2 separate regions of the Homo sapiens genome follow, and region 1 is linked to region 2. A link is an interaction called in ENCODE POLR2A ChIA-PET data of the cell type or tissue named here. Cell type or tissue: PC-3. All regions are shown on one strand. Links, peaks and the distances in the headings refer to the core of each region. The heading gives the core; the rest is flanking DNA. Region 1 overlaps KSR2 (kinase suppressor of ras 2). Region 2 overlaps KSR2 (kinase suppressor of ras 2).

Region 1 (16,139 bases), core at 3,148-11,147, 92 kb after region 2:
CCAGGTGTGGTGGCTCACGCCTGTAATCCTAGCACTTTGGGAGGCCGAGGCGGGCAGATCACAAGGTCAAGAAATTGAGACCATCCTGGCCAACATGGTGAAACCCTGTCTCTACTAAAAATACAAAAATTAGCTGGGTGTGGTGGCGTGCACCTGTCGTCCCAGCTACTCGGGAGGCTGAGGCAGGAGAATTGCTTGAACCTGGGAGGTGGAGGTTGCAGTGAGCTGAGGTTGTGCCATTGCACTCCAGCTTGAGGCAACAGAGTGAGGCTCCATCTCAAAAAAAAAAAAAAAAAAAAAAGAATCATACAACATTTGTCCTTTTGTCACTGGCTTTTTTAACTTAGCAGAATGTCTTCAAGGTTTATTCATGTTGGAGCATGTGTCAGAATTTCCTTTTTTGTCTAAGGCTGGATAATATTTCATTGTGTGGATAGACCACATTTTGTTCATCCATTCATCTGTCAGTGAACACTTGGGTTGCTTCCATTTGTTGGCTATTGTGAATAATGCTGCTGTGAACATGTGAACTGCTGTGAACCAGTATCGGTTTGAGTTCTTGCTTTCAGTTCTTCAGGGTATTTACCCAGAAGTGGGATGGCTGGATCATATGGGGTATCAGTCTGCTCTCATGCTGCTAGTAAAGACATACCCAAGACTGGTTAATTTATAAAGAAAAAGAGGTTTAATGGACTCACAGTTCCATGTGGCTGGGGAGGCCTCACAAGCATGGTGGAAGACAAAGGAGGAGCAAAGTCACATCTTACATGGTGGCAGGCAAGAGAGAGCTTGTGCAGGGGAACTACCATTTATAAAACCATCAGATCTCATGAGACTTATTCACTACCACGAGAACAGTATGGAGGAAACGTCCCCCATGATTCAGTTATCTCCACCTGGCCCTGCCCTTGACCTGTGGGGATTATTACAGTTCAAGGTGAGATTTGGGTGTGGACGCAGCCAAACCATATCATATGGTAATTCTGTTTTCAATTTTTAGAGGAACTGCCGTGGTGTTTGCCACAGCAGCTGCATCACTTCACATTCGCACTAGCCATGCAGTGGGGTTCCTGTTTCTCCACCTCCTCCACACCTTTTTGTAGTGTCCTTTGGTTAACCCTTTCACTTATCACCTAAAACAAAGTTCAGTGGCCAAGTGATGACCCTTCAATCAGTGTTGTAGACCAAAGAATATGGAATTGGAAGAAAGTAAGTTATTCAAGAGGCAAGAGCAGAGTGATTTAGCTTAAGGGCATAGGCGTCAGAGCATGTCTTCTAGAAGCCTGATTTTACTGCTCAGTGGGCAGACAACTTGATAAATGAGTCTCCCCTGTGAGCCGCAGGTATACCATCTGTCAGTGGGGATGACGGTAGGACCCGCTTCCTGGGGTTGGGAGCGCTCCATGAGATTGTGCATATAAAGCATCTCGCATAGGGCCTGGCAGTACATGAGCACTCCCAGAACATCACTATTATGGAAAGGAGGTATTTATCCAGCCAGAACTTATTAAGCACAACTTACTGTATGCTGAGGACCATGCAGACATGCTAGGCTTGGGCATTCACAGACATGACTATTGTCTATTACGATTGTTGCTTCTTGAGACCCAGACCTTGAGGTGGTCTTTTGAAGCAGCCACCCATCTTCAGTGACCTGAGCAGAGATGTGGGGGAGGAGGATGTGTAGTTTTTGGAAAATGAACTTCCCTTTCTAGTTTAGGAATGTTCTACCAAGTCAGCACAATCCTCTAGGCTTCCATGGAGGGTGAATGGGAAGTCATTTGTGGCCCATAGGTGGTTCATTGTAGATTGATTCTTACTCTAAAGCATCTTCTATTAATATTCTATCCTTATTCAATTAAACAAGGCCAACAGACCCTTGGTATTTATCTCACACTGTGTTTTCATTTGTCTTTATTTATTTGTTCTGTTCACTTTGGGGGTCAGTCTTGGCTGCTTGAGGATGGGGTGGTGGGTTGGTGGTAAAGACCTCCAGAACCTCGGCCTCCCAGGCTTCCTCTTAGGCAACCATCCCGCCTCCTCATTTCTTTGGATTACACAGTCTTTTAAAAAATGATTGAAGTGGAAATTCACATAACGTGAGATCGACCACTTTAAACTGAACAATTCAGTGGCCTTTGGTACAGTCACAGTGTTGCACAACCACCACCTCTAAATAGTTCCAGAATATTTTCATCATCCCAAAAGGAAGCCCTATACCCATTAAGCAGTTACTCCCAATTCCCTAGCTTCCCCCTATCCCCATGGCAACTGCCAGTCTGCATTCCATTTCTGTGGATTTGCCTGTTTTAGACATTTCATATAAATGGAAATCAGACACTATGTGACCTTTTGTGACTGCTACCTCCTTCACTTGGCATAATGTTTTCAAGATTCATCATGTCTCAAATCGTGTTCTTTTTTATGGGTGGCTAATATTCCATTGTGTGGATATGCCACAATTTGTTTATCTATTCATCTGTTGATGGACATTTGGGTTGTTTCCATATTTTAGCTACTGTGAAAATGCTGCTATGAACATAGGTGTACGTGTATTTGTTTAAGTACCTATTTTCAACTCATATATATATATATATGTATGTGTATATATATGTGTGTGTGTATATATATGTGTGTGTGTATATATATATATATATATATATATATATATATATATATATATATATATATATATATGAGTGAAGTTGCCAGGTCATATGGTAATTCTATCTTTAATTTTTTGAGGAACCACCAAACTATTTCACGCCAGCTGCACCATTTTATATCCTCACCTGTGATATGTGAGAGCTCATATTTCTCCACATCTTTGCCAATGCTTATTATTTTCTATTTGTAAAATTATAGCTACCCTAGCGGTTGTGAAGTGGTATCTCCTTCTGGTTTTAATTTTCATTTCCTTCATGACTAATAATGTTGAGCATCTTTTCATATACTTGTTGGCCACCATTTATGTATCTCCTTCGGAGAACCGTCTCTTCGTGCCGTTCGCCATATGTTAACTGGATTGTCTTTCTGTTCCCTTTCCTCTTTTTGATCCATATTTGTAACCTCCCCTTCCCTTAAGCCTCTACCAGCCTGATAGCACAGGAGTGACACCCCGCAGAGGCAAAGGAACACAGACTTGTTGCCAGCCAGGTCTGGATGGAATGCCACCTCTATGTGCCCTTGTGCAAGCAGCTTCCATTATCTGTGCCTCAATTTTCTCATCTGTAAAATGGGGAATCCTCTATCACCTATATAGTCTCTGAAGATTAGAGGTAATGTAGGGGAAATGTTTATCCCAGTACCCAGTGTGGGGAGGGCCCTCAGGAGACATGAACACTTCTTCCTAGCTTGATTTTATTTCCTGCTCTAGGCTTAATTTGCAGCTACAGCATAGCCCATGAGATATACTACCTTGCCAGATGCCTTAGCATCCATCAGAGATCTGGGATAGATGCTGTAGATAGTGCTGGAGCCAGCCACACAGCATAGAGATTCTGCACCATGGAGAACTGGAGGCAGGAGGGAGTCTTTTGGAAGATCTTGATGTGATGGCTCTGGCCTGCACCCGGCATGGCCTTCAGTGGGCAGCCGTCTGTCTATGTCAACCTGCCAAACCTCACTGATGCATAATTCATTAATCTTGGTGCTGAACATGGCTTGAAACTCACACCGAAGGCAACAGAACCAGAAGACAGGAGAGTTTGCCTAAGTGGGAGGGAGAAGGGAGGCTCTTATCCAGTTTCCTAGGTGGCTGTGGCTCAAGGCGAGGGTCAGTGACTCAGTGTCCCCTGGCACCATCTTTCTTTGCAGCAGTAAGACACTGGGTTGTGTCATTTCCCAAGGACCTAAAAGTTGTATCTGACATTGCTCCCTGAGTCTACCAGTTGGGATGCCCGTTACCCTGGATTCCAGGGCACTGTGGAACAAAGCGTCCAAAAATGCAGCAATTTTGTTTCTCCTCTAAAATCCACTTGCACAGCTTCCCATTTCTCCTCTTATCCCCTCAAAAATGCAGCCCAGATTCTTTTGAAAGTCACTTTTGCAACATTGTCAACCCATGCTGGGTCCCACTTGAAGCCCTGTCCCTGTGTTTGAGAGTAGGTTTGCCGATTCTCTTCTACATCAGAATCTGTTTGCCTGTGATCGGAAAACACTGCATTGCATTTACAGATGTGGTTTCCTTGGAGGTGGGAATATTTACCTTCGGATCTGAGAACCTGCAGGACCACAGACCAGCTTTTGTGCATGGTGAGAACAGAGAAATAGGTCTCTGGATACAGAGCAAAAGGTTTTCTCAGCCACTGAAGTACCACAGTGTGAGCCACTTTTGATGTGATAATGTGAGGATGACAACTCGTTTTTGTTGTTGTTGTTGTTTTTAAGGTCACTGCCATTTAATTAACCTGTGTGCTGGCAGCAGTTAGTTCAAGACATTTAAATGAGTAACACACAGCATATTGCTTTACACATGCTCATGACAAGGGCTTAGAATAGTAGTTGAGTTGTTCGTTTTCCAAGTTGATAGGGAAAGACTGTGAGGTTTTATTTTTTTCGCCATTCTTTTATCTTTTTTTTTGAGACAGAGTCTTCCTCTGTCACCCAGGCTGGAGTGCAATGGTGTGATCTCGGCTCACTGCAACCTCCGCCTCCCAGGTTTAAGCGATTCTCCTGCCTCAGCCTCCTAAGTAGCTGGGATTACAGACACACACCACCACGCCTGGCTAATTTTTTGTATTTTTAATAGAGACGGGGTTTCGCCATGTTGGCCAGGCTGGTCTCGAACTCTTGACCTCAGGTGATCCACCCATCTCAGCCTCCCAAAGTACTGAGATTACAGGTGTAAGCCACCGTGCCCGGCCTTTTTCCCCATTCTTTCAACAACTATTTCTTGAGCTCCTGTTGTGTGTCAGGGTCTGTTCTATAGACTGGGGACATAATGGTGAATAAGATTTCCAGGACTTTGCCCTCGTGGACTTGGTATTCTAAACCAGAGGTTGGAAGACTGTGGCCATGGACCAAACTTGGCCCACAGCCTGTTTTTGTAAATAAAGTTTTATTGGAACACAGCTTTCTGTCTTCTTCCCTCCTTCCCTCCCTCCCTCCATTCATTCTTCCCTCCTTCTCTTTCTCTCTTCCATCTTCCTTCCTTTTCTTCTTCCTTCTCTCCTGCCTTCCTGTTTCCTTCCTTCCAAATCACACATGCATTACACACATGCTAGGCATTTTCACTGTAAAAGATTCTCACACATAGTCAAATTTGGGAGTTCCCCCCACCCCCCTTACTCTCACTATCTTTCTCAGTTTAAACCCATCTAGCTCTTTTTCTGTGACCATAACTACCTCATATCAACATATAATGAAAGTGTCCAAACATTATATAAATGCATGTATACATATTTATATTTATATTTATATTTATATTTATTTGTATAAATACGGTCATACTATATGTGTTGTTAGGCAGTTGGTTTTCTTCATAAATCAATGTATCTTGGAGTTTGAAACATCTGTTTGTGTAGACCAGGGGTCATCCACCCATGCCCCCCGGGGCCAAATCTGGCCTGCTGACTGTTTTTGTAAATAAAGTTTTATTAATATACAGCCACACCCATTTGTTTATATAATGCCTAGGACTGCTTTTGTAAAGGCAGAATCGAGTAGTTGCAGTGGAGACTGCATGGCCTGCAAAGCCTGTGATATTTACTATCTGGCCCTTTACAGAGAAAGTTTTCACCCCTGTTATAGAACCACCTCATTCTTTTTAATGACTGAATAGTGTTCTATAATATGGATGTGTCATATTTTTATTAAATCACTCTCTTATTAAGACATCTCTGCTTTGCTGCACCTGGCATGGCCTTTGGTGGATGACCCCTGGTCTACACAAAGAGATGTTTAAAACTCCAAGATACATTGATTTGTGAAGACAACAAACTGCCAAACAGCACATATAGTATGATCGTATTTCTACAAAGAGAAATAGATATAAACATAAATATGTATATATACATTTATATAATGTTTGGACATATTCATTGTATGTTGGTATTAGGTAGTTATGGTCACAGAAGAGTTGGAAGAGTTTACACTGAGACAGGCAGTGAGAGTAAGGGGGTTGGAGGAACTTCCAAATTTGACTATATGTGTGAATCTTTTGCAATGAAAATACCTACTATGTGTGTAATGCATGTGTCGTTTGCAAGGAAGGAAAAAGGAGGCAGGAGAGAAGGAAGGAAAGAAGGAGATCTGCTAAATGAGTTGTGACCGGGTGTCTAGAGTTTGACATAAACACTATGGGCTTTTCCAGTGGGGAAGGCAGAGGAATCTGAGTCGTCCTCCAAACTTACAGCAGCAGTGACTTCATGGCGTGTGCAGTTGTATCCCTATGGCCATCCTGGAGAGTGTCCTTTGGCAGCACATTTTCTTCTTGCTTCTGGCACACTCGAAACCTGATCGAGCCTCTATGGACTAAACCTTCAGGCCTTAGAGTCTGGTTCTTGGAGGGCCTGAGCAGACACTAGCATGTGAAAAGTATTTTGCTTCAGAGCATCAGCCAATGTCAAACCTGCCAATTGGACACTGGCTGATGTTATCGGTGTAGAATTATGATGCAGAGAGTGGTTCTGGGGAGCTTGAAATGATCTTTGGAAAGCATGATAAAATGCAGATTTGTGGGCCCCACCCCAAAGGACTTGAGAAACTTTTGAGTTGCGGGTACTTAGTCTGATTTAGTGAAAAAATTGAGCTATAGACTTTTTTTTTCTGAGACAAGGTCTTGCTCTGTCACCCAGGCCGGGGTGCAGTGGCGTGATGGCTCACTGCAACCTCCGCCTCCCGGGTTCAAGCGATTCTCCCGCCTCAGCCTCCCAAGTAGCTGGGATTGCAGGCACCCACCACCATTCCTGGCCAGTTTTTGTATTTTTCGTAGAGACGGGGTTTTACCATGTTGGCCAGGCTGGTATCGAACTCCTGACCTCAAGTGATCCACCCATCTCAGCCTCCCAAAGTGCTGGGATTACAGGCGTGAGCCACCACACCCGGCCAATAGACTTTTTTTTAAAAGGGAATTCAGCTTTAAAGGTTTCAGAATACGTTAGAGACGAGATCTTTGGTTGCAAACAACAGAAGCCAACTCTATCTAACTTAGGCTGAAAATGAACTTGTTTGGGATATTATGGGATAACTCTCAGGATTGACAGGAAAGCTGGAGACCCAGGCTCAGAAAGGGGCAGGACCCAGGTGTCTTTGGGCTCTAAGTAGCAGGGATGACTTGACAGCTGATTTTGGGAGGGACCACTACTAGATTGAGCTTCAAATATTTTTTTCCATCGTGTGTCATGCTGTTGAAGATTCATATTCCCAAGAGAGACTCAGATTGGTCTGATTGGCACCTGGTGAGTTAGGGGAAGGCAGTGTACCCTAGTTGACACCCCCAATAAGGTTGTGCACAGAGTAGGAGAGAGAATTCCCCGAGGTGGAGTGGGGTGAATGCTAGACGGTCACAAAACCAGTGTCCTCTGCAAGACAGCAGTACAGGCTATTGGCTCAGATATTGAAATGCCTGAGTCCGGCTGAGCAGGAATAATTACATAGATGAACACGTTAAGTGACAATTTGCAGCGAGCCCACCCTCTATACTGTTTGATCCCAAATAAGCAAATTTTCTACCCTAACAAGTTCATGCTGGATGCAAAAGTTGAAAGCACATCAAAAGCCTGGCTTTGAAGAAACCCACTAATTTCAGGCAACAGTTCTTCAAACTCTCGTGGAAAAAGAGATTCAGACTTTGTTTCCTGGAGTCACAGTAGGAGAGCCACGACTGAATTATTAGAAATTCCACACTGGTGGGATCATACTTGCTGATGTTTAATTGCACTCTCTGCTGAGCTCACACTGACTCACTTGCCCCCACAGAAGCAAGGGGCAGACAAAGAGGCAGGAGAGGTTATCCTGTTGTATAAATAAGAAGACCTGAAACCACACAGATTCTGACCTGCCCAAGGTCGTGCTGGAAGCTTGGAAAAGAGGGAGCAGCATCACAGAATCGCCGCTTTGAGGGTGGATAAGCTTTTAAGGATGAGTTGCTCTAAGCCCCTCATTTTACAAGCGAGGAAGCTAAGAGCTCACTGAGGTTAAGCAACTAGCCCTGGGCACCCAGCCAGCCAGCCCGCCAGCCCCAGCATCTTCTGAGTCCTCTCCAAGCCCTCAGGAACTGGTAGATACTGTTCGTTGTCTGTCTCTCGGGCTCTGATGCGTGGATTTCAGCGTGGATCTCATAGAATCATAGATTGAAATATATTCCAATTTAGGCATGTTTGTAAGGATTCACTCTCTGTTTATTTTTTCCCAGGATAAAGGAAGCATCTGTGAAATATCCCATAGGTGGCAAAACTATCAGTTTCCTTGAGTAAAACATTTCTGGCTGACCTCCTGCTTGCACAGAGAAGGGTCTTTACGGGCTTACCACCTGAGTAGACAATGATCAATGATGCATTTGCTTAGAACACTGACTCTGGGTGCTTTCCTATGGAGATGCTGGAGTGTTGAGAATCCAGATGACAATGAGCTTTTTTATCCAGGTGTTACAAGCAAATCCAGGTCCTAGGGAGTCTGTGATATATTTTAGGGTTAAGACCTTTGGGGTCAGACAGAACCAGGTTCAAATCCTGGCTCTGCCCCTTATATGCTGTGTGACCTTAGACAAGTCGCCTAGCCTCTCTGACCCTCTGTTTCTTCATCTGCAAATGACAGATCCCATCATAAAGAATAAAATGAGGCCAGGCATGGTGGCTCATGTCTGTAATCCCAGCCCTTTGGAAGACCAAGGCAGGAGGATCACTTTAGCCCAGGAGTTCAAGACCAGCCTAGGCAACATAGCAAGACCTCATCTCTGCTAAAAAAAAAAAAAAAAAAAAAAAAAAAAAATTAGCTGGGTGTGGTGGTGTGTGCCTGTGGTCCCAGCTACTGAGAAGACTGAGACAGGAGGATGGCTTGAACCCTGGAGATTGAGGCTGCATTGAGCTGTGATCACACCACTGCACTCCAGCCTGGATGACAGAACAAGACCCTGTTTCAAAAAAAGAAAAAAAAAGGAATAAAATGAGCTGATGCCTCTGAAATGCTTAGCACAAAGCCAGGCATGTAGGAAGGGTGAAATGAATGGCAGCTGTCATAATTAGGACCAAGGTACCTGAAGCAAAAAGGGATATAAAGGGACCTTCCGCAAATCTTTGCTTTTTACAGGGGGGGAATCAGCATTAAAATCCAAGGTAACTTAGGTAATGACAGAGCTAGGTCAGGAATTCATCCTCCTGCTTCTCTGTCCAGTGATCTTATCCACTCAACATGTGGCCTCTGGTGGTGGGTTGGGGGTGGGGCACCTGACAGGCCAAACCACTCCCTGCCCTGTGGGTCACATGGGCTGGAGGTGGGGATGCAGCTATTTCCTCTTCTGGGCCCCTCCCCTCTGCTGTCTTCTACAGCCTCTGATTTCGGGAATGTTTGTGAGTCAAATGACTCCCTGTTCCACTCTTTGGCCCCAGAGGGAGGCCAGGAGATGCGGGCAGAAGCTAGCACTGGCCATTTCTCTGGGGGCCCATCACTTACTGGGCTGATGGAAGCCTGCCCACACCATCAGCCCCGGGGAGACAGTGAGAGCAGACCTCTGCGCCAATTTATCTTGGAAATTGTCTTTTCTTCAGGCAAGGGGAGGAGGAAGGAAACCTAAAAGAAAACATCCAGCCACATGGCCGTGAAATCTCTGCCCAAAATCAGTCATCCTTTTTAATAATGAGGGCTGTCACGAGCTCTGGTTCAGTCGGAAATGATGGCCTGTGTAAATATTTGGTCTGTAACCGATTTATGGGTTTGGGAACAAAAAAATAAGATTAGTCACTAATCACAGGGATGCAGGAAAATCAACGGGCCTGGACGCCAACACAGATCAGGCCTAAGAGGCAAAGTCCGGGTCGCTGTCTGGATGAGCTCAGGGGATGGTGGAGGAGGCTGGGCTGTGCTGTGCAGTGGGTCTCTACTGGAAGAGGGAGCCATGGGCTTCTGGATTATTCCATGGGGCAGAGGCAGCATTGTCAGTGTCCAGTTAAAGAACTGGCTGAGACCAGCCCCTACCCCTCCCCTCCCAGATTGCGAGTCTAAGATTGATTCTCCTTGGCTAACCCTGAAATTGACAACCTGTTTGCACAGGTACCTCTGTAAAATGGGAACACATGCGATCAACTCTTACGGTAGAATTAATAGAGTGATGAGGAACTAGCTTTGAAATCCGCCAGAACTGCCATCACACTCCAGCCTGTGTTGAATTGTGATCTGCATACATTAATTATTGGGAACGCCGGTTACCTTAACTACAAAATGGAAGTCATAATTGCTCCAACCCCAAATGAGATAATGTGTCATGAGCACAGTGTCCGGCCCCTGGCATGTGACACAGAGAGAACTTGGTGCTGACATAGGCATTTGTATGAGAATTGGAATTCCCTCCCCGAAGTGGGCTGGTACAGGCACTTACCTCTCCTGCCAGCTAAACCCCACATAACCACTCTACACAGTAAATGCCTCCTATTGGAAATATGTATAGAGGGTGGGTGCCAGCCTTGCCTCTCTCATGGCATCGAGGAAAATTGGATCCACTGGAGTGCCACCCCCTCCCTGCTCATTTCCATGGAAAGCCCGTGAGCATTCATGTAATAGTACAGTGGAAACACTTGGATTTTCATGTATTTGTTTAGTTAAACTGTTTTTATGGAGCTGTTACTATATGCCAGGCTTTGTGCTGGGTGCTGGGAGCCAGAAAGAAGTTAAACACAACCCCTGCCTTCCCAGCACTCCCAAACCAGTGGGAGAGGCCCATACTCATCAAGTCATCAGAAAAATCAGTGTGTACCTCAAAACTGTGGTCAGAGCGGTGGAGAAGACCTAACCCATACCAGGAGGGGTGGGTCAGGATGAGGAAAGGAGAGACACTAGATAAAGTCCCAGTGGCAGAGATGAGGGCTCTAGGGGAGCCAGGTGATGGGAAGTGGGATTCAGGGGCTACTCTTAGTGTTTTGTTTTCACTTCCCAACTTTCAGGTAAGTCTAGATCCTATTAGAACAGTGGTTGGGAAACTACCCAACCTACTGTCTAGCCCAGGGGCCAAGTTCAGCCAATTGCCTATTTTTGTAAATAGCTTTATCGGAACATGGTCATACGTGTTCACTTACACATTGTCTGCAGCTGAGTTTCTGCTACAAAGTCAGAAATGGAGAGTTTTAGTAGAGAGCAAGTGACTTGCAAAGCCGAAGGTATTTCCTCTCTGGCCCTTTGCAGAAAAGATTTGGCAACCTCTGCATCAGGACATCTTTCCTTTCCTCTCCCTTTCTTTATTCCTCTCTTGCCCTAGACCTGAAGTGTGTCTTAGTGGACAAGAGGGGAATATGTATTTAAGGGACATTTTGTTCGTTCTTCAAATCTAGCCTTGGTAGAAGGTCTGTTAGGTATCAAGAGATGATTTGTCACTGAGCGAAGTTTAATCTCTAAAATAAGCACTATCTAGCTGTTCTTCAAACATCTTGCATATTTTTCAGGTGTAAATGTTCCAATAGACATATAATATACACATTTATGTAGGTATAGGATATGTGTTTAATTTCTAGGAATTTATACCTAACTACATTTTCATTTTTGCCAACTAAATCCAAGATACCAGTTACCAGCTGACTTATAGCAGCCATTTAGGAAACAAAAATCCAACTCAAATTTGATCTTCAATGTGTAACTTCTTGAAAAAATAATGAAATATCATCAAAATATTAAATAACAGTTGACTCTGTTATTTAATGTCTGTTTCTCTGTTTTCTAGAATTTTTTTCCTTTGACAAAAATAAAAAGAAAACATTCTAGGCAAAAAAAATAGTATATGTCATATACTATTTATATATGACTACTATATAACTAAAAATTGTGTTTTATTTTTATAAAGGAATGCTTCTGTTACTAAATTCAAATGGTAGAGACAAGTCTAAAAGTAACGAAGTATCTACTCCCCAAATCCACAGCCCCCTCACCTGCCAACTGCCCCTTGCCTGTCTTTCTAGAAAGTGTTGATACGTATATGTGCCTGCATCTTAGACTGTACATCTATTTGAAGCTTCAACTTAGGAGGCATCTGACTCCTCTGCCTCTCACCCCTAACACACTGAAACTGCTGGCAAGTCCTGGGAGAGCTGAGTCCCCTCCCTCCAACCTCATGACCTCCACCCTGCTCCAATCCTCCATCCTCTCTTGCCTGGGTGACTCCAACACCCTCCTTTCCAGATCCCCCAATTCCATTCTTGCTGCCGTTCTTGTTCCATTCTTGTTGGTCAACTTTCTACACATCTGGCAGAGTGATCTTTTTAATTTTAATATTAAGTTCTGAGATACAGCCAGGCGCGGTGGCTCACACCTGTGGTCCCAGCACTTTGGGAGGCTGAGGCAGCGGGTCAGCCGAGGTCGGGAGTTTGAGACCAGCCTGACCAACATGGAGAAACCCCGTCTCACTAAAAATATGAAAAATTAGCCCTGGTGTGGTGGTGCGCACCTGTATTCCCAGTTACTTGGGAGGCTGAGGCAGGAGAATAGCTTGAACCTGGGAAGCAGAGGTTGCGGTGAGCCGAGATTGCGCCGTTGCATTCCAGCCTGGGCAACAAGAACAAAACTCCGTCTCAAAAAAAAAAACAAAAAAAACTGAAGTACATGTGCAGGACATGCAGGTTTGTCACATAGGTAAATGTGTGCCATGGTGGTTTGCTGCACCTATCAACTCATCACCTAGGTATTAAGCCCAGCATGCATTAGCTATTTTTCCTAATGTTCTCTCTCCCCCCGCCCCCGCAATAGGCCCCAGTGTGTGTTGTTCCCTTCCCTGTGTCTACATGTTCTCATTGTTCAGCTCCCACTTATAAGTGATAACATGTGGTGTTTGGTTCTGTGTTCCTGCATTAGTTTGCTGAGGATAATGGCTTCCAGCTCAGTCCATGTCCCTGCAAAGGACATGATCTCATTTCTTTTTATGGCTGCATGGTATTCCACGTTGTATATGTACCACATTTTCTTTATCCAGTCTATCATTGATGGGCATTTGGGTTGATTCCATGTCTTTGCTATTGTGAATAGTGCTGTAGTGAACATACATGTGCATATATCTTTATAATAGAATGATTTATATTCCTTTGGGTATATACCCTTTAATGAGATTGCTAGTTCAAATGGTACTTCTGGTTCTAGATCTTTGAGGAATTGCCACACTGTCTTCCCCAACGGTTTAATTAATTTGCATTCCTGCCAGTAGTGTAAAAGTGTTTCTATTTCTCCCCCATTTAGCAAATGGTGCTGGGAGAAGTGGCTAGCCATACGCAGAAAACTGAAACTGGACCCCTTCCTTACACCTTATACAAAAATCAACTCAAGGTGGATTAAAGACTTTAAAGTGATCTTTTAAAAGCAGAATCCAATTCTGTTATCTTCCTTCTTAAAGTCCTCCAACAGCTTCCCAAAGTTCTCAGCATAAAACCCTACCTCCTAACAAGGACCTGCAGTGATCTGGCCCTGCTGCCTCCCGACTTCACCTCTGCCCCTCTCCTCGTCACTTACTCTGAGTTTCCCTGTCCTGGCTTTGCACCAGTTCTGTGGACTCCGCGACATTCCCCCTGCCTCAGGCTGCCTGATCCTTCTTCCTTCAAATCTTTCAAATCTGGCTTCTCCTTGACATTCAGGTCTCAGCCAAAATGCCAGGTCTGCCTTCCCACCCAGTTACTCACTACCATATCACTGGATTTTAATTCTCTATGTAGAAGCTCTTATTATTGTCATTTATTTATGTATTTATTTTTGAGATGGGTTCTGGCCTTGCCACCTAGGCTGGAGTGCAGTGGCACAATCTTGACTCACTGCAGCCTCCACCTCCTGGGCTCAGGTGATCCTCCCACTTCAGCCTCCCTAGTAGCTGGGACTACAGGTGCGCACTACCATGCCTGGCTAATTTTTGTATTTTTTGTAGAGTTAGGGTTTCATCATCTTACCCAGGCTGGTCTCAAACTCCTGAGCTCAAGGGATCCACTTGCCTTGGCCTCCCAAAGTGCTGGGATTACAGGCATGAGCCACCACACCTGGTGGTAGCTCTTATTCTTAAGTAGCATTTCCTCGTTGCTATCTGTTTGTCTGTATTCCCCCATCAGGATATAAGCCCAAGGAAAGTATAGCTCTTGTCTGCCTCCTTCATTGCTGGAATCCAATTATTTTACTGTCCTAGTAACACTTACCAGGTCATTTTTTTCGAATTAATATATATCTTTCAAAGACACAATGAGGCCATATCATATCCATTGTTTTTTCTCCTCCCACTTTCACTTTATAATAAATGTTGGTGTTCTCTCTCTCCTGATTCTTTTTTAACACCTACATAGTTTCCATCAAATGGAATTACCATAATTTAATCGACCAGTCCACCATAATGCATATTTCAGCTGCCTCCAGTCTTTTGCTAAGCACAGTTAATTTCACTATTGTTGGGAGGGGTGTGAAAACCAGACTTGGAGAGGAGGAGAGGAGAGAGAGATGAGATGGAGCAAATGATCTAATTGCAGAACAATGCATCATCTCACCCTTCAATGCTGGGGGCAGGGATTGTTTAGAGCAGCCGTGTCCAAAAGAAATGTTAGAAATGATGGAAATGTTTTCTACCTGCTTTGTCCGGTGCAGTAGCCACTAGCCACATGTAGCTTTTGAGCATTTAAATCATGGATGTAATGGCTGATGAGAAGAATATTCAATTTTATCTTGCTTTAATTAAAATGTTAATACCCGTAAAGAACAGCATAGATTTAGACAAAGGGATTTATACTGATCATTAAAGAATGTTCCTGTTTACTTCCCTCCCCATAACCCAGTCACAGTGGCATACAATTCAGGGATATGGGGAGAGGAGTGAACAGGAATAGAGAATGTTCATTATTTAGACACAGAAGGTCAAGAGAGAAGCTGTATGCTGAGGGAAAATAAATCCCAAGCAGACCCTTAAAGCAGGCTCTCTTACAAGTTTTCTCTTGACATCTGTGGACAGGTAGTGTAGAACAGGAATCAGCAAATTTGTTCCACAAAGAGTCAGATAGTAAATATTTCAGCTTGGGGTTATGCCAACTCTGTCACAACTAACCCTGCTATTGTCAGGCAAAAGAAGCCACAGACAATATGTATATAAATGAGTAGGCATGACTGTGGTCCAAGGAAACTTTATTTACCAAAACAAGATGAGGGCTGGATTTGGCCATTGGTTGGCCCATAGTTCTTCTAGAACCCCTGTTCTAGAAGAACCTGGCTAGAGCTGCCCAGTTCAGACCACCAGGCAATCTTCCTGAGAACAAAGGGAGAACCATGCCCTAGCCATAACCCAGGAATTCTTGAGTTTTACACACCCAGATGGGCTAAAAGACAGCATGGATAACCCAGTCTCAGTGAATCAGTTACTGGTTCACCACATCTGATTTGAGATTTCTGCTGTGTCTTGAGACACCCGTACCCTTATAGCAGGTGTCAAACAGACTCCTGCCTCATGGCCAGGTCTGTGCTGGTGCGGATGTGATACACAAGTCAGGGTTGCTGACAATGGAAGCTGTGTCTTCTATTTCCCTTTAGACCTCTGAAGTGTAAGAACACAGTGCATCACACTTAGAGTGTGCTCGGTTGGTGTGTGCTGAATTTTTAACCAAGTGCCGCATAACCTCTCTGAACTTCAATTTCCCCATCTATGAAATGGGTATAACTCTAGTACCTTCCTTGTAGGGTTGTTGTGAGGACCGCATGAGTTAATGCACATGGGGAGCTGGTACCTGGACCATAGGAAACGCTCCGTGCATGGTGCTGATGCACATGGAGTGCTGGTGATAGCAACCTAAAGTTCGATGGTTCTGGGAGCTTCAAGGGCGCTCAGACTTGAGTTCAGCCTTTAAGGATACATGGAGAGAAGACGGCACTGGGTCCTAGGAGAGTGAAGGTACAGAGAAGCTGAGCCAGAGCAGGTTCAAGGTGAAAGGAGACGGGGAAACAGAGTTTGGGCCATGTGCCTTCATGAAGTAGGAAATTTACTAGAGACAATA
Region 2 (16,139 bases), core at 4,026-12,025:
AAGGTATCTCAAGAATTTTCTGGTGTGGTGTAGTTTATCTCTACTTCATCTATCTGAGACAGATGGCAGTTCATCCTGTTAATAAAGATCTGGGGGAGATCACACAGTCTTTCTGGTTAGTCTGCTTTGGTGAGTCCAGTGGTTTTGCTCATCTGAAAGCTCCTTCTTGTGCCTAGCCACGTGGTTTACTTACCCTTCCACTCCTAAACTATATTTGCACTTTGCTTTGACCAACCAATTAACTGGCTTTCTTTTTTTTTTGAGATGGAGTCTCGCTCTGTTGCCAAGGCTGGAGTGCAGTGGCGCAGTGTCGGCTCACTGCAACTTCTGCCTCCTGGGTTCAAGCAATTCTCCTGCCTCAGCCTCCCGAGTAGCTGGGATTACAGGCATGTGCCGCTGTGCTCGGCTAATTTTTGTATCTGTAGTAGAGGCGGAGTTTCACCATCTTGGCCAGGCCCATCTCAAACTCCTGACGTCAGATGATCCGCCCGCCGTGGCCTCCCAAAATGCTGGGATTACAGATGTGGGCCACTGCTCCTGGCCTACTGGCTTTCTTCTTATCTCTCATTTACCCATTTACTCATTCATTCCATGCACATTTGAGTATCCATTCTGTGCCTGGTATCCCACAAGATGCTACAGAGCCAAGACTGAACAAGACCAAACTGATCTGCACAGACCTTACAGTCTCTAAGGGAGAAGAGCAATGATCATATAAACACATAAATACACACTTTAAACTTGTGCTGAGTGGACAGGCAGTGGCAGAGAGTAGTGGGGTAGGGACAAATTCAGATGAGATGGTCTAGGAAGGAAGCTTGATGTTTGAGCTGAGAGCTGATATACATAATTTTTTTTTTTTTTGAGATGGAGTTTTGCTCTTGTTACCCAGGCTGCAGTGCAGTGGCGTGATCTTGGCTCACGGCAACCTCCACCTCCTGGGTTCAAGCGATTCTCCTGCCTCAGCCTCCCGAGTAGCTGGGATTACAGGCTTGCAACACCACGCCTGGCCAATTTTGTATTTTTAGTAGAGACAGGGTTTCTCCATGTTGATCAGGCTGGTCTCGAACTCCCGACCTCAGTGAGTTTCACTCTTGTTGCCCAGGCTGGAGTGCAATGGTGCGATCTCGTTTCACTGCATTCTCCGCTTCCTGGGTGCATGTGATTCTCCTGCCTCAGCCTCCTGAGTAACTGGGATTACAGGCACCCACCACCACGCCCAGTTAATTTTTGTATTTTTAGTAGAGACGGAGTTTCACCATGTTGGCTAGGCTTGTCTCAAACTCCTGAGCTCAGGGGATCTGCCTGCCTCGGCCTCCCAAAGTGCTGGGATTACAGCCGTGAGCCATCATGCCCAGCCAAAAGATGTTGTTCTAAATAGATACTAGGGTCTGCTTAAGGGTGGAGGGTGGGAGGAGGGAGAGGATGAGAAAAAAGAACTATTGAGTACTAAGCTTAGTACTTGGGTGGTGAAATAATCTGTACAACAAACTCCCATGACACAAGTTTACCTATACATCAAATCTGCACATGTACCACTGAACCTAAAATAAAAGTTTAAAAAATAAAAAAAATAAAAAATATGTTAGTATCATGGGTAATATATGAGTGAGTGGGACAGCTTGAATGCCTGCTTAGTAAAAAGTGGAAAATACGATTGAAAAAATATACTTCTTTCTTAAATGTTGTTAAAATGGAATAAATGTCAAAATTTATCTGCAAAAAAAAAGATGTTCTAGTAACTTGTCTTTCATAGTCTTGATAAGAAATCTCCTGTCATTCAAGTTGTTGTCCTTTTATCTATAATGCATCATTATTGTTTTTTTAATGGCCGCTTTCAAGATTTTCTTTGGCTTTCAACAGTTTGATTATGATGTGCCTAGGCGTGGTTTTCTTTGAGTTTATCCTATGTGGGGTTTGCTGAGCTTTTAGAATTTGTGAATTTATGTTTTTCACAAAATTTGGGAATTTTCAGCCATTATGTCTTTAAGAGTTTTGTTTTGTTTTTTGTTGTTTTTATTCTGCACCAATCCTTCTTAATTCTCCAGTTAGATCTTTTGAATGTTAGATCTTTTGATATTCTCTAATTGCTCCTTGGGGCTTTTTTAAAGAAATCAATCTTTTTTCCTCTCTGTTCTTTGGATTTGATAATTTCTATTCACCTAACTTCACATTCACTGACTCTTTCCTTTGTCATCTCCGTTTTGATATTGAGCTCATCCAGTAAATGAGAACATTTTCCAATGAATTTTGGATAGTGTATTTTTCGATTCCAAAATTTTCATTTGGTTATTTTTTAATAGCTTCTGTTTCTCTATGAAAATTGCTATCTTTTCATTTCAAGAGTGGTTACCTTTATCTTATGGAGCATGGTCATAATGCCTGCTTTAAAGTTTATGTCTGGTAATTCTAATATCTGGCTCATCTCAGTGTTGCTACCTATTGATTGCTTTTTTTTTTTTTTTTTTTTTTTTTTTTTGAGATGGAGTCTCACTCTGTTGCCCAGGCTGTAGCGCAGTGGCAGGATCTTGGCTCACTGCAACCTTCACCTCCCGGGTTCAAGCAATTCTCCTGTCTTAACCTCCCAAGTAGCTGGGACTACAGGCACCCGCCACCATGCCCAGCTAATTTTTGTATTTTTAGTAGAGATGGGGTTTCACCATATTGGTCAGGCTGGTCTCAAACTCCTGACCTCAGGTGATCCACCTGCCTTGGCCTCCCAAAGGGCTGGGATTACAGGCGTGAGCCATCATGCCCAGCCTGTTGATTGCTTTTGCGTTTGAAAATTGGTCAGGATTTTCCTGGTCTTTGGCATATCACGCAATTTTGGAGTATCTCCTGGAGATTTTGAATATTTTTGTGAGACTCTGGGTTTCCTTCTGGAGAATATTGATTTTTGGTTTGCTTGTTTTGTTTTTCTTAAGCAGTCAGTAGTCTGGTTAGAGTCAGACTGTCGGTGCTGTCTTGTCTTCTATAGGTGGTGCTCCAATGCCAGTTGAGTTCCTAAAGCCTTTGCCATGCTTCTTAGGGTTTATTCCAAGTGTGGGCAGCATTTCACACACAGATTAGGGCTCTCCTCCAGTTCTTTTCTTTTGGAGATAACTTGCACATTATCTGGCTTTCAGGGGCCTCTTTCTCCAGTTCTTTTGGCCAAAAAGATAGGGTTCTGTTAGAGTTTTAGCCTCTTGTCTTGTTGCACAGATCTGAATGACTGGCCTTCTCATTGGCGGTAAAGTGGTGAGAGAAAAGAGAGAGAAAAAAACCCATGGGTGCAATGGACTTAAAGATGATGCAAATAGCAGACACTGGGGACCACTAGATGGGAGAGAGTGGGAGGGAGCAAGTGCTGAACAACTCCCTATTTGGTACTGTGCTAATTACCTGACTGTATTAGCCTGTTCTCGTGCTGCTAATAAAGACATACGTGAGACTGGGTAGTTTATAAAGGAAAGAGGTTTAATGGACTCACTGTTCCACGTGGCTGGGGAGGCCTCACAATCATGGCAGAAGAGGAAGGAAGAGCAAAGGGACGTCTTACATGGTGGCAGGCAAGAGAGCTTGTGCAGGGGAACTCCCATTTATAAAACCATCAGATCTCGTGAGACTTACTCACTACCATGAGACACAGTATGGGGGAAACTGCCCCCATGATTCAATCATCTCCACCTGGCCCTGGCCTTGACATGTAGGGATTATGACAATTCAAGGTGAGATTTGGGTGGGGACACAGCCAAGCCATATCACTGAGTGATGGGGATTATTCATACCCCAAACCTGAGCATCACACAATATACCCCTGTAACAAACCTGCACATGTACCCATGAATCCGTAACAAAAGTTAAAATTATTAAAAAATTAAAAAAAATTCTCATGTACTCTTCCTTACCTTATTCACATAACATTGGCCTCTATTCTGAGCTTCTCAGTCCAAAGGAATGGGATATCTTTTGGGGGCTTTGGTGCCTGTGCTGTTTCTGTGTCATATGAGTGCAGTTTTGTGTCTGGGCTGATTTTGGGACATGGCTGGGATAGAAAAAAGACACACACACATAAAAACCCCAAGGATTCTGCCCATACTCTCCTACTCACAGATCTTCCTTTCCTGGTCCTCTGGCCAGAAATATGGGATACTCTGAAGTGTTTACTCCTCATTTCCAAAGCACAGTTCCTAAATCCTGCCAACTTTTGGCCAAAACTGACAGATGAAGGAAACTCACCACCGCCATAATGGCCATGCTTCAGATGTGGACTCCCCTGCCCTACCCACCTGCTGTCATTGACTTGTAGGAATCCTCAGGTTGTTGCCTTTTCCATTTTTTTTCCCAGAATTTTTGGGAAAGATAGGCTTTGGTGGGCTTGCTCTATCATGGCCAGAGCCAAAACTGGGATGGGTATTTTTTAAGTATAAAATCACTAGACCCTCAAAACAATCCTATGAGGTGGGTGACACTATCCCCATTTTACAGATGAGGAAACAGAGGCTCTGATAAGTGAATCAGGATCTAAGCCCTCACCCGATTGCTGTTGTCGTGCTACTTGGCACCTTGCTCAATGCGTTGACATGATGCAGAGGCTGTTTCCTTGCTTGCCTTATCTCCCCTATTCCACTATGGGACCCTTGGGGTCAGGGGCTACATCCACCTTGTCCTTCATCCATGAAATCAAGAAAATATTAATAACTACCTTGTAGTGCCGTTGTAAGGGTTGAATTAGGTAATATACATATAATATTTAGAATAGTGTTGGGCACACGGTACACTTTCCAAAAAAGGGTGATCATGATCATTGTCATTTTTATTTTTTCCTTGGATATTGAATGCTGACAGCAAAGCAATTGACATAGGGTAGGGCTCAGTAAATATTTATTAAGTTCAGTCCTTGGTGAAACCATTTTTATCCTTAAACACCATGGATCTTACTTTGTTGTTTCTTTTAGAAACCCATGAGCATTTTTTGCGATTATTATGTGTAGTCCCCCATTCTACCCACAGGATGTTGCTATGTGGGGCGGAGGGGTCTAGATGTCCTGGTCCCATTCTTACCCTACAGCCTTTCCTGTTTTCTTCTTTTTCTTGCTCAAGTTGAACTTTTCTCACTTCTCCCTTATCGAGAAATAAGAGGAACTCTGGGTTCAAATTTTGGCTTTTTCACTTAGGAGGTTTGTAGCTTAAAACATGTAAAACACAGACCCCTAGAATCTCATATATACTTTGTGAAGAATAGAGTCTACCCCACAGTGTTGCTGTGAGAATTACAATGAGGTGGTACTCGCAAAATGTCTAGCATAGTTCGTGGCACATAGTAGATACTTTAAAAATATTTGTTTCTGGTTGGGTACAGTGGCTCACGCTTGTAATCCCAACACTTTGGGAGGCCAAGGTGGATGGATCACTTGAGTCCAGGAGTTTGAGACCAGCCTGAGCAACATGGCAAAACCCTGTGTCTACAAAAAATAAAAAAGATTAGCTAAGTGTAGTGGTGCACGCCTATAGTCCTAGCTACTCGGGAGACCAAGGTGGGAGGATCGGTTGAGCCTACAAGGTTGAGGCTGCAGTGAGCCATGATTGTGCCACTGCACTCCAGCCTGGGCAACAGAGTGAGACCCTGTCTCAAAAAAACCTGTTAGTTTCCTCATTAACATTTGATAATAAGATATTCAGCTGCAGTATGAGAGGAGTTACTCTAGATACAGGAGGGGAGTTCTGGTCCAGATACTATTGGCCAGAAGCTGACCAAGGCTTCTAGCATCTCAAAAGAAAGTACCTGCTCCATAGTATGCACTCAATAAAGACATGTGGAAAGAATAATCAACAGAACAATTCGAATTTGCTACCCTATCTCCCAGCATCAGACTGCCCTACAGGGTTGGTAACTAGGGGTGGAACGATGTTAAGCATGAACATCTCTGTTGCTAGTATCTAAACATGCTTAGTTCCACTTTACCCGATGATTTTTTATCAGTTTCAACGGTTTAATTATTGTTTAGACCTGCAGGGATATTTTTAGTTTTGCATTTGTTCTTTATCTCTGGGTTCGGCAGCATCTCCTTTTAGAGATATCCTTTGGAAGCATTGTCAACCTGACGTTTGGGCTCCAGAGGCAGGCTGGGTGCCAGGGAGGGTTAACTGCTAGGGGGACTCATTTGTGTTGGCTTCCTTAGGTCAAGCCAGTAAAATATTTATTGGTGTAAATTTTGTGCCAGGGGCTCAGATGGTTTGAGGATATGGAAGATACCAAGACATGGTCCCTGAGCATCAGGAATTCATCGTCCAGTTGAAGACACAGACAAGTTTACAACTCAAATGCAGTGGGTTTGGTTCGTGAGGGGTGATCATTGGTGCCATGACATTGCACATGGCACTGTCCTCTGGATAAATCCTCAGCTCTCCACTTTGACTTGTCCACCTCTTCTCTGCCTCACTTTCCCCCTTCCCTCTCCCCATCATCTGCACTCTACCTCCTCTGCCACTCTGAGCCTCCTCCGGTGGATCACATCTTTGGACAGACTGGTTCTGGCTGGGACACTTGTCCCTCTTTCTTTGCTTAATGAACCGCCACTCATCCTCCAGACCTGTATTAGTCTGTTCTCACGCTGCTAATAAAGACATACCTGAGACTGGGTAATTTATAAAGGAATGAGGTTTAATTGACTCACAATTCCACATGACTGGGAGGCCTCACGATCATGGCGGAAGACGAAGGAAAAGCAAAGGGACTTTTTACATGGCAGTGGGCAAGAGAGAGCGTGTGCAGGGGAACTCCCATTTATAAAACCATCAGATCTTGTGAGACTTTTTCACTGCCATGAGAACAGTATGGGAAATACTTGCCCCCATGATTTAATTACCTCTCACTGGGTCTCTCCCACAATACGTGGGAACTATGGAAGCTACAATTCAGTGAGATTTGGGTGGGGTCACAGCCAAAGCATATCAAGACCCCAGTGCAAATGTTCTTCCTTAAGGAAACCTCTCCGTAACCCTCAGCTCTGGGTTACATTGCAACAACCTTTATGACATTGTGAGATGTGATTCCTTGTTTAGCGCCCATCTCTTCTTCCAGATGTGTGCTAGACATTGTATGTCCAAGAGAAAGATCATGGGAACCATGTATGTAATTTAAAATTTCCTAGTGGTTACATTTAAAAACATTAAAAAATCAGCCAACATTAATTTTTTATTGTAGGAAAACACACCAAAGTTTACCATTTTAACAATTTTTAAGTGTACAGTTTAGTGGCATTAAACATGTTCACAAGGTTGTATAATCATCACCACCATCCATCTTCAGAGCTTTTTCATAATCCCAAACAGAAACTCCATGGCCATTAAGTAATCTCAGCCCCTGGTAACCCCTATTCTTCCTTCTGTCTTTATAAATTTGCATCATCTAGATACCTTATGTAAGTGGAAATATACACTATTTGTCCTTTTGTGTCTGGCATATTTCATTTAGCATATGGTTTTCAAGGTTAATCCATGTTGTAACATGTATCAGAACTTCCTTACTTTTTAAGGTTGAATAATAATCTGCTATATGGATATATCACATTTTGTTTATTTATTCATCCATCAGTGGGCACTGAGCTGTTTCCAGCTTTTGGCTATCGTGAATAATGCTACTCTGAACATTGGTGTATAAATATCTGTTTAAGTCCCTTCTTTCAATTCTTTTGGGTATCGACCTAGGAGTAGAATTGCCAATTGCTCATTGTGTGTTTAACTTTTTGAGGAATGACATTAATTTTTACAATATATTTTATTTAACCCAATATTTCCAAAATATGATCATTTCAACTTGTAATCCATGTAAAAATTATTAATGAGCTGTATTACTTTTTTCATGATATGTTTTCGTAACCTGCTGGGTAGGGTGTGAATTCTGTGTGGATGGAGAGACTGTGCATCTTCAGATCAAAGTACCTGGTGTATAAGTAGGTGTCTGATCAAAAGATGCATGCACACATTCTGCCTGGGGAAGGGAAGAGAATTACTACTAATGATAGCAACGATAGTGTGTTTGTCTGTTTTCACACCACTATAAAGAAATACTCAAGACTGGGTAATTTATAAAGGAAAGAGTTTAATTGACTTATAGTTCTGCATGGCTGGGGAGGCCTCAGGAAACTTACAATCATGGCAGAAGGCAAAGGAGAAGCAAGTACCTTCACAAGGCGGCAGGAAAGAGAGAGGACAGGAGAAACTGCTAAACACTTTTAAAGCATCAGATCTCATGAGAACTCACTCACTATCATGAGAACAGCACAGGGGAAGCCGACTCCATGATCCAATCACCTCCCACCAGGTCCCTCCCTTGACACGTGGGGATTACAATTCGAGATGAGAGTTGAGTGGGGACATAGAGCCACACCATATCAAATAGTAACAAAGATAGCAGGCCCACTGCTTGCTTGGTTTTTCATGTTCACCCTAAGAAGAGGGTACTTTTATTATTCCCTTTTTAGATGCATGAACTGAAGTTCAGAGAGGTTAAGAAATTTACCCCAAGTCACACAGCTAGTAAGTAGTGGAGCTGGGATTCAAACCCAGCTCACTGGCCCTGCTGAGTTCTACATGCTGTGGCAAGAAGTTATGTTGGCAGGTATTAAATCTAGATGTCTTGGAAAAGCCCCCTGGTGCCCATGCAGTTGTCTGCCTTAGTTAAGAGGAGTTAAAAAGGTTGATAGACGTTTACACAGCACCTTTCTCTTAGAAGTATCCACATTTCTCTCTGCCTCTAGGTCAAGACTATGTGGATAACCTGAGCAAATTGACCTCCTGGCACACCTGGCTCTGAAGGCTTCATAAGCACTGTCTTTGCAGAGGGAAATTGGGAGGGAAACCGGGGCAGGTGCTGGCCCCACTGAATCTGCACAGGGAGGGGAAAGCCAAAGGGATTTGGAAAACCTGCGCCCCAAGTCAGTTGTTGGGAGATAAAAATAGGGCACCTTGCAGCACATAAGGTCATCGAATGCTACTTTTAGCTTTCTTGAATTTGCCAACACAAGAGGTTATAAAACTAATATAATGCCTGTCACTCAAGGGAGGCAGAGCAATAGAACAACAAAGGGTTCTGGAATTAGGAGCGTCTCAGAGGTCATCCCTCTCTAATGTGGCTTTCCTGGTGTGGACTCTCTTGTGCAAGCATGCGTGGGAGCCAGCCTGAGCTGGATGGGCCTCCTAAGCTTCTCACCTCCTTCTCCCTCCCTCAGAGGCCCATGAGAGAGCCCATTCTTCCCAGCTGGTGGAGGCACAGCTGTTTCTCAGAGGATGCAGAGCCAGAAGAGGCAGGATCAAGATAAGGACGACCTTCCACCCTTTCTTCTGGTCACCAGGCCTTCATTTCTCAAGACTATCCATCTAGGGTAGCCCTATGCATGAATAGAATTTTGACTATAGCGAGTTGTCTCCCACTTAATTTCTTGCCTGAATTCAAGGTGCATGATACCAATACTGTTATCCATCATGGCAGCTTTAATTTATGACTGTTCAAGGATTGTTTCGGCCGGGTGCAGTAGCTCACTCCTGTAATCCCAGCACTATGAGAGGCCGAGGCGGGCAGATCACCTGAGGTCAGGAGTTTGAGACCGGCCTGGCCAATGTGGTGAAACCCCATCTCTACTAAAAATACAAAAATTAGCTGGGCATGGTGGTTCACACCTGTAATCCCAGCTACTTGGGAGGCTAAGGCATGAGCCAGGAGGTGGAGGTTGCAGTCAGCTGAGATGGTGCTTGGACAACAGAGAGAGACTTCATCTCAAAAAAAGTAAAGAAGAATTGTTTCATTCCACAAATATTTATTAAAGCAACATATAATTTGTGCATTGAGACAAAAAATTATATTTATTTTAATATTTTTTTGAGACAGAGTCTCACTCTGACACCCAGGCTGAAGTACAGTACCACAATCATGGCTTACTGCAGCCTTGATCTCGCAGGCTCAAGCAATCCTCCCACCTCAGCCACCCAAGTCGCTGGGACTACAGGTGCATGCCACCATACCCTGCTAATTTTTCATATTTTTAGTAGAGATGGGGTTTTTGCTGTGTTGCCCAGGCTGGCCTCAAACTCCTGGGCGCAAGTGATCCACCAGCCTCAACCTCCAAAATGCTGGGATGACAGCATTTTGAGCCACTGCACCTGGCCAAAAATTAATATTTATTTATTGCAAGGCAGTGGGTGATACAGTAGTGAGAAGGTGAGTCCAGGGCTCTGCCTTCTTAGAGCTTATATTCCAGTGGGAAAGATGGATGATAAACGGATAACAACAGTCGATCCTCATTATTTGTGGATTCTGTATTTGTGAATTTGCCTACGGGCTAAAATGTATTTGTAACCCTTAAATCAATACTTGCATTTGCAGAGTGGTAAAAAACTTTGAGTCGCCTGATGTGCACAACCCCTGAGGTTGAACAGGGCAGCATTCTGCCCTCTCATTTCAGCTCTCATGGTGTAAGCAGTGTCCTTTCTGTGGTCTTAAACTGAATGCTAAGTTTTTCACATTTTGTTTGTACTTTGTGTGGGTGATTTTGCTGTTTACAATGGCCCCAAAGCATAGCGCTGAACTGCTGTCTAGTGTTCCTTAGAATAAGAAGGCTGTGTGTGCTGTGCCTTATGGAGAAAATACCTGTGTTAGATATTCTTGGTTTAGGTTTGAGTGACAGTGCTGTGGGCTGTGAGCTCAATGTTAATGAATCAACTATATATATATATATATAGTGTATATATGTATGGTGTGTATATATATATATATAATATAGTGTATATATATATGGTGTGTGTGTGTATATATATATATATATATAAAATATATATATTAAATACAGTGTCTTGAAACAGGAACACACCTAAAACAGGGTTATGTGTGGATGAGTGGATGATAAGATGACCAGAGGCTCGCAGGAACCTAACCACATATCTCTCCTAGTCGCAATGGTTCAGCATTTGCCAATTCAGTATTTGCAGTGACTTTATGGAAGAGAACACAATTGCCACAAATAACAAGAACTGATTGTATAACAAAACAGTTCCACTGAGTGGTAAGGGTCATGAGGAAATGAAACAGGAGGAGGAATGAGAGAGTAGCTGGGATGGAGGTGGGTGGGGAAGCCTCCCCAAGGTGAAGAATTGAGATGAGATCCTCAGAGCTGTGTGTGCCCAAGCCACCGTGGAACCCGGGAATCCTGATGTTCAGGGTATTGTGCCTTTGACCCTGCCCTAACATCCATATTAGGTTGTTTAGGGCTGTAGTGAGATGACAGCGACCATCAAGGTTTATATCCATGACTCCCAGGGGCCTGTGGTCTCCAATGTCAGATCCAGTTACCCCCAGCAATATAGATATACTTGAAAAGGGTTATTGAGGATGGTATCTTGAGTATTTCTTTTATCCTTGATCCCCCAAGTCTGGCCCCATGTGAGTCTGGGCTGCAGTTTATAATTTTATGAGTTGTAGTAAATACCCCAACTCTAAGATAGGGTTTATTTTATTGCAATATTGCAATACTAGGCAATGTTTTATTGCTGTATTCCTGATGTAGATTTTAACTGTGATTTTAACCAGGAAGGGCTTTGTGTTTTAGTTTAAAATGTCCAATGAATGATGATAATCATTCTCTTCATTCCAGAGACTGGAAGCAGCTGAGTCCCAGGTTTAATTGCACTTGACAATTAAAATGCTAAATATTGTAAAACAATTCTACACAGTGGAGGGGAAGGAATATGGGGTTGGGGCTGGATGGATGGATGGACCTGGAACTTTCTAGATGGGTGGATCTTTTTTAAAAATTTAATTAATTAATTAATTTTTATTTCCATAGTTTTTTGGGGAACAGGTGGTACTTGGTTACATAAGTTCTTTAGTGGTGATTTGTGAGATTTTGTGCGCTCATCACCCGAGCAGTATACACTGAACCCAATTTGTAGTCTTTTATCCCTTCCCCACTCCCCACTTTTCCCCGCTGGGTTCCCAAAGTCCATTGTATTATTTTTATGCCTTTGCGTCCTCATAGCTTAGCTCCCACTTATGAGTGAGAACATATGATGTTCAGTTTTCTATTCCCGAGTTACTTCACCTGGAATAATAGTCTCCAATCCCATCCAGGTCGCTGTGAATGCCATTCATTCATTCATTCCTTTTTATGGCTGAGTAACATTCTAGATGGGTGGGTCTTGGGAAAGTTTCTACTCCTCTCTCTGTCTCAGTTTCCCCATCGGAAACATGGGGCTGATGATTCCTATCCCCTGGGTACTCGTTTCCTATTCAGATGTGCAGTATGTTTATAGCAGCCAAGAGAACGTGCTCTGTGGTCAGACTGCCAGGTTTTGAATTTCACTTTGAATCTTGGCCTTGGGCCAGTGACTCCACTTTTCCAGAGCTGTAATTTCCTCTCAATCTCACAAGATTGTTATGAGAATTAAATGAAATAAGGTGTGAGAATGAGAGGAGATGCTGCAAAAGCCCAGCCCACAGTAAGTGCTCGATAAATGTTAGCTATGGCCATTACTAAGAATGTTTTATTAAACACCCACTAGGATGGCTATGATGACAATGATGATAAACAACAAAAACTAACAAGTGTTGGTGAGGATGTGGGGAAGTCAGAACCTTTATATGTTGCTGGGTGGGAATGTAAAATGATGCAGGCACTGTGGAAAACAGCAGGGTGGTTTCTCAGAAGGTTAACCACAGAGTTACCATCTGACCCAGCAACTCCACCCCTAGATATATGCCCCAAAGAACTGAAAACAGATGTTCAAACAAATACTCGTACACAAATGTTCATAGCAGCACTATGCACACTTGCCAAAAGTAGAAACAACTTAAATGTCCATCAGCTGAGGAATGCTTAAACAAAATGTGGTGTATACATATTATTCAGCCATAACAAGAAAGGAAAGACCAACACATGCTACACTTGGATGAACCTTGACAACATTATGCAAAAGGAAAGAAGCCAGACACGAAAGACCACATAGCGTAGGATTCCATTCATATAAAATAGCTGGAATAGGCAAATCCACAGAGACAGAAAATAGTTTAGGGCTTGCCAGGGGCTGGGGGAAGAAGGGAATTGGGAAGGATTGCGAATGGGGACAGGGTTTTCTTTTGGGTGTAATGATAGTGTTTTGGAACTAGATAGAGGTGGCGGTTACACAACATTGAGAATGTACTAAGTGGTGCCGAATTCTGTACTTTGAAATGGTTAATGTGAATTTCACCTCAATACATTTTTTCTTAAAAAGAGCTTTGTTAAAACAAAAAAGCTACCCTAAAGTTAGTGACTGAAGGTTAATCTTCCCAGTCTCTTGGTGGGTAATAAAATCATGAATCTCATAGAGCAGGACGTGGGAGGCATTACGGGGTCAGAGCCTGTGCTCCCTGCCCTGTCCCATCTCCCAGGTGACCTGCCCAGACTAGGGTCAGTGCATTTGTTTGGTTCTACCTGGGGACATCCTGGGGCGGGGCTAGTGCCCAACGAGACCCAGGGTTCTGCTGAATGCCAAGCTCATTAATGAGGTCTTAGATTAAGATTCTTGCTAATGTTGAATTACTTTGGCAACTGTATGTTTTTCATTTGTCCTTATTCGCTTCTTTTTGCAAGGATGACAAACTCGAAACTCAAAAAATTTTCCTGGATTTTCGGTTTCAGGCTTTCTGGGATTGTGGCTAAAATGAATGTCCTATTTGACTTTCGGGAGGTCAGAAGGAGCTGCCCCAGGTGCTGACCCACAAGCCTGTGTATAATGGCTCAGCTTTCCAAGGGCTTTCTGGACGGGTCTCTCATTTCCTGAGGGGTTAGGGGGCTCCAGAGAACCCTCCAATGGTACAGATCTGGATCAGAAACCCTGATCTACCACTTACTAGCTGTGTAACCTAGGGCAACTCAGTCTTTCAAATAATTATCTGTTCCTAGCACTGTGAAGTGGAGACAATAGCGGAATTTTCTTCATGGGGTCTTGTGAGGATACTATGAGGTGATACACGTGAATACTTAGAATAGTATCTGGCACATGGTAGGGGCACAGCAAACAGTAATTGTCATTTGTACTACTAGTACTTATTGTACTTCGCTTTTCCTGTGATTCCAGTCAAATATTTTCAACCAGTGTCTAAAAGTTTTGTCTCTTGCCAGAAAGTTATGAGGATTTAAACCAAAAAACAGTTTTTTTCTTCTACCAATGACTTCAGCCTAATATTTTCAGCCAGCATCTAAAAGTTCTGCTTCTTGCTAGAGAGTTTTGAGGATTAAACTAACAAGTGCATTGAAGTATTCACAAAAGTTACAAGCAGTGTTGATCCTGGAATGGTAGACTCTCTGTCACTTCTGCCTCTGAAGAGCTAAAGAATCTACTGTGTAGATTCCAATGCTGGCTCCGAAATTCAGAGAAATTTAAGCCACGTGATTGCCTGTTTATAACATTTTAATGGGAAGGGACAAAGAAGTTAGACACTTGCTTAGACTTTCTGAAATCACTTTTTCCCTTGAGAATGGCTTTTATTTCTCTTAGTCCCTTATCAGAGAATGTCAAGTGAAAAACCCCTACACCTTGAAATGTCTTTAATCAATCTTCAGACCTTTCAGTTCTTAAAAACCTATTCCCTTCTCCCCACCCATTTCAAGACTTGAAATAAAATGATTTGCCAGAAACAGATGACAAGATAGCAAGGGTGACAATTAATAACCCCCAGAGCCCCCTGCTACCACACCTTTCCTATTTAAAATGATAAATTACCTATTTCCCTCAGACTTTATTAAAAAGAGGATCAAAAGAGAGAGGGAAGAGTTGATACAATACAGCTCATCAGTGAAACGCTGCTGAAGCTTCGGCAGAGAGAAGTTGAATCCCTGTCAATTTAGAAGCCGGTAATTTGGATAATGAAATGAGACTTTTTGCATTTTTAGCCCCAAACTTCTAGTTTTGAAGTGTAGGGGTGGAGAGGAAGATAATTTCATGGGAAAGATAATTTGGCAGAGGGTAAGACTTTTCTTCCTCTCTGCTTCTCTCTCAGACTTTGAACAAACTTCAAGGAAAGAAAGTAAACTTGAGGGCGAGTCGATGTTCCCGTGGCCCCGGTGGAATGGTGTGTTGTGTCAGTGTGTGCTTGTGCGTCTTTGGTGGAATGGTATGTGTGTGTGTGCGTCTTTGGTGGAATGGTGTGTATGTGTGAGTGTGTGTTTGTGCATCTTTGGGGGAATGGTGTGTATGTGTGAGTGTGTGTGCATCTTTGGGAGAATGGTGTGTATGTGTGTGTGTGCGTCTTTGGGAGAATGGTGTGTATGTGTGTGTGTGCGTCTTTGGGGGAATGGTGTGTGTGTATGAGTGTGTGTTTGTGCGTCTTTGGTGGAATGGTGTGTATGTATGAGTGTGTGTGCGTCTTTGGGGGAATGATGTGTATGTGTGAGTGTGTGTGCGTCTTTGGGGGAATGGTGTGTATGTGTGAGTGTGTGTGCATCTTTGGGGGAATGGTGTGTGTGTATGAGTGTGTGTTTGTGCGTCTTTGGTGGAATGGTGTGTATGTGTGAGTGTGTGTGCGTCTTTGGGGGAATGGTGTGTATGTGTGAGTGTGTGTTTGTGCGTCTTTGGGGGAATGGTGTGTATGTGTGAGTGTGTGTGCGTCTTTGGGGGAATGGTGTGTATGTGTGAGTGTTTGTGCGTCTGGGGGAATGGTGTGTGTGTATGAGTGTGTGTTTGTGCGTCTTTGGGGGAATGGTGTGTATGTGTATGTGCGTCTTTGGGGGAATGGTGTGTATGTATGAGTGTATGTGCATCTTTGGGGGAAAGGTGTGTATGTGTGTGTGTTTTTGTGTCTTTGGGGGAACGGCGTGTATGTGTGTGTGTTTGTGCGTCTTTGGTGGAATGGTGTGTATGTGTGAGTGTGTGTTTGTGCATCTTTGGGGGAATGTGTGTATGTGTGAGTGTGTGTGCGTCTTTGATGGAATGGTGTGTATGTGTGAGTGTGTGTGCATCTTTGGGGGAATGGTATGTATGTGTGACTGTGTGTTTGTGCGTCTTTGGGGGAGTGGTATGTGTGAGTGTGTGTTTGTGTGTCTTTGGGGGAACTGTAGGCTACGGGGAGGGGTGGGTCCCAGCTCAGCTGCAGGATGCCATGTGATTAAGGGGAAAGTGAGGGTGTA

What was found. Peaks named below come from ENCODE experiments on the same cell type or tissue, not always from the same donor. Only the 100,000 strongest peaks of a DNase experiment are listed, where the experiment ranks them.
Region 1: POLR2A ChIA-PET joins it to region 2 with 11 read pairs; 2 of 35 experiments call an interaction of 5 or more read pairs at or near these places.

Annotation. Positions count from the first base shown.
Region 1 is chr12:117,679,008-117,695,146 of GRCh38, reverse strand. All of the region lies in intron 4 of KSR2 (kinase suppressor of ras 2), which reads left to right. Among named protein-coding and RNA genes, the nearest start is that of KSR2, 280 kb to the left of the region's middle. In PC-3, for the core only: no CTCF peak of the experiment used is centred there; DNase peaks (open chromatin) are centred at 7,956, 9,436 and 9,826; H3K4me3 peaks cover 2,674 bases; H3K27ac peaks cover 3,950 bases.
Region 2 is chr12:117,771,755-117,787,893 of GRCh38, reverse strand. The region is part of intron 3 of KSR2 (kinase suppressor of ras 2); the gene reads left to right. Among named protein-coding and RNA genes, the nearest start is that of KSR2, 190 kb to the left of the region's middle. In PC-3, for the core only: no CTCF peak of the experiment used is centred there; no DNase peak of the experiment used is centred there.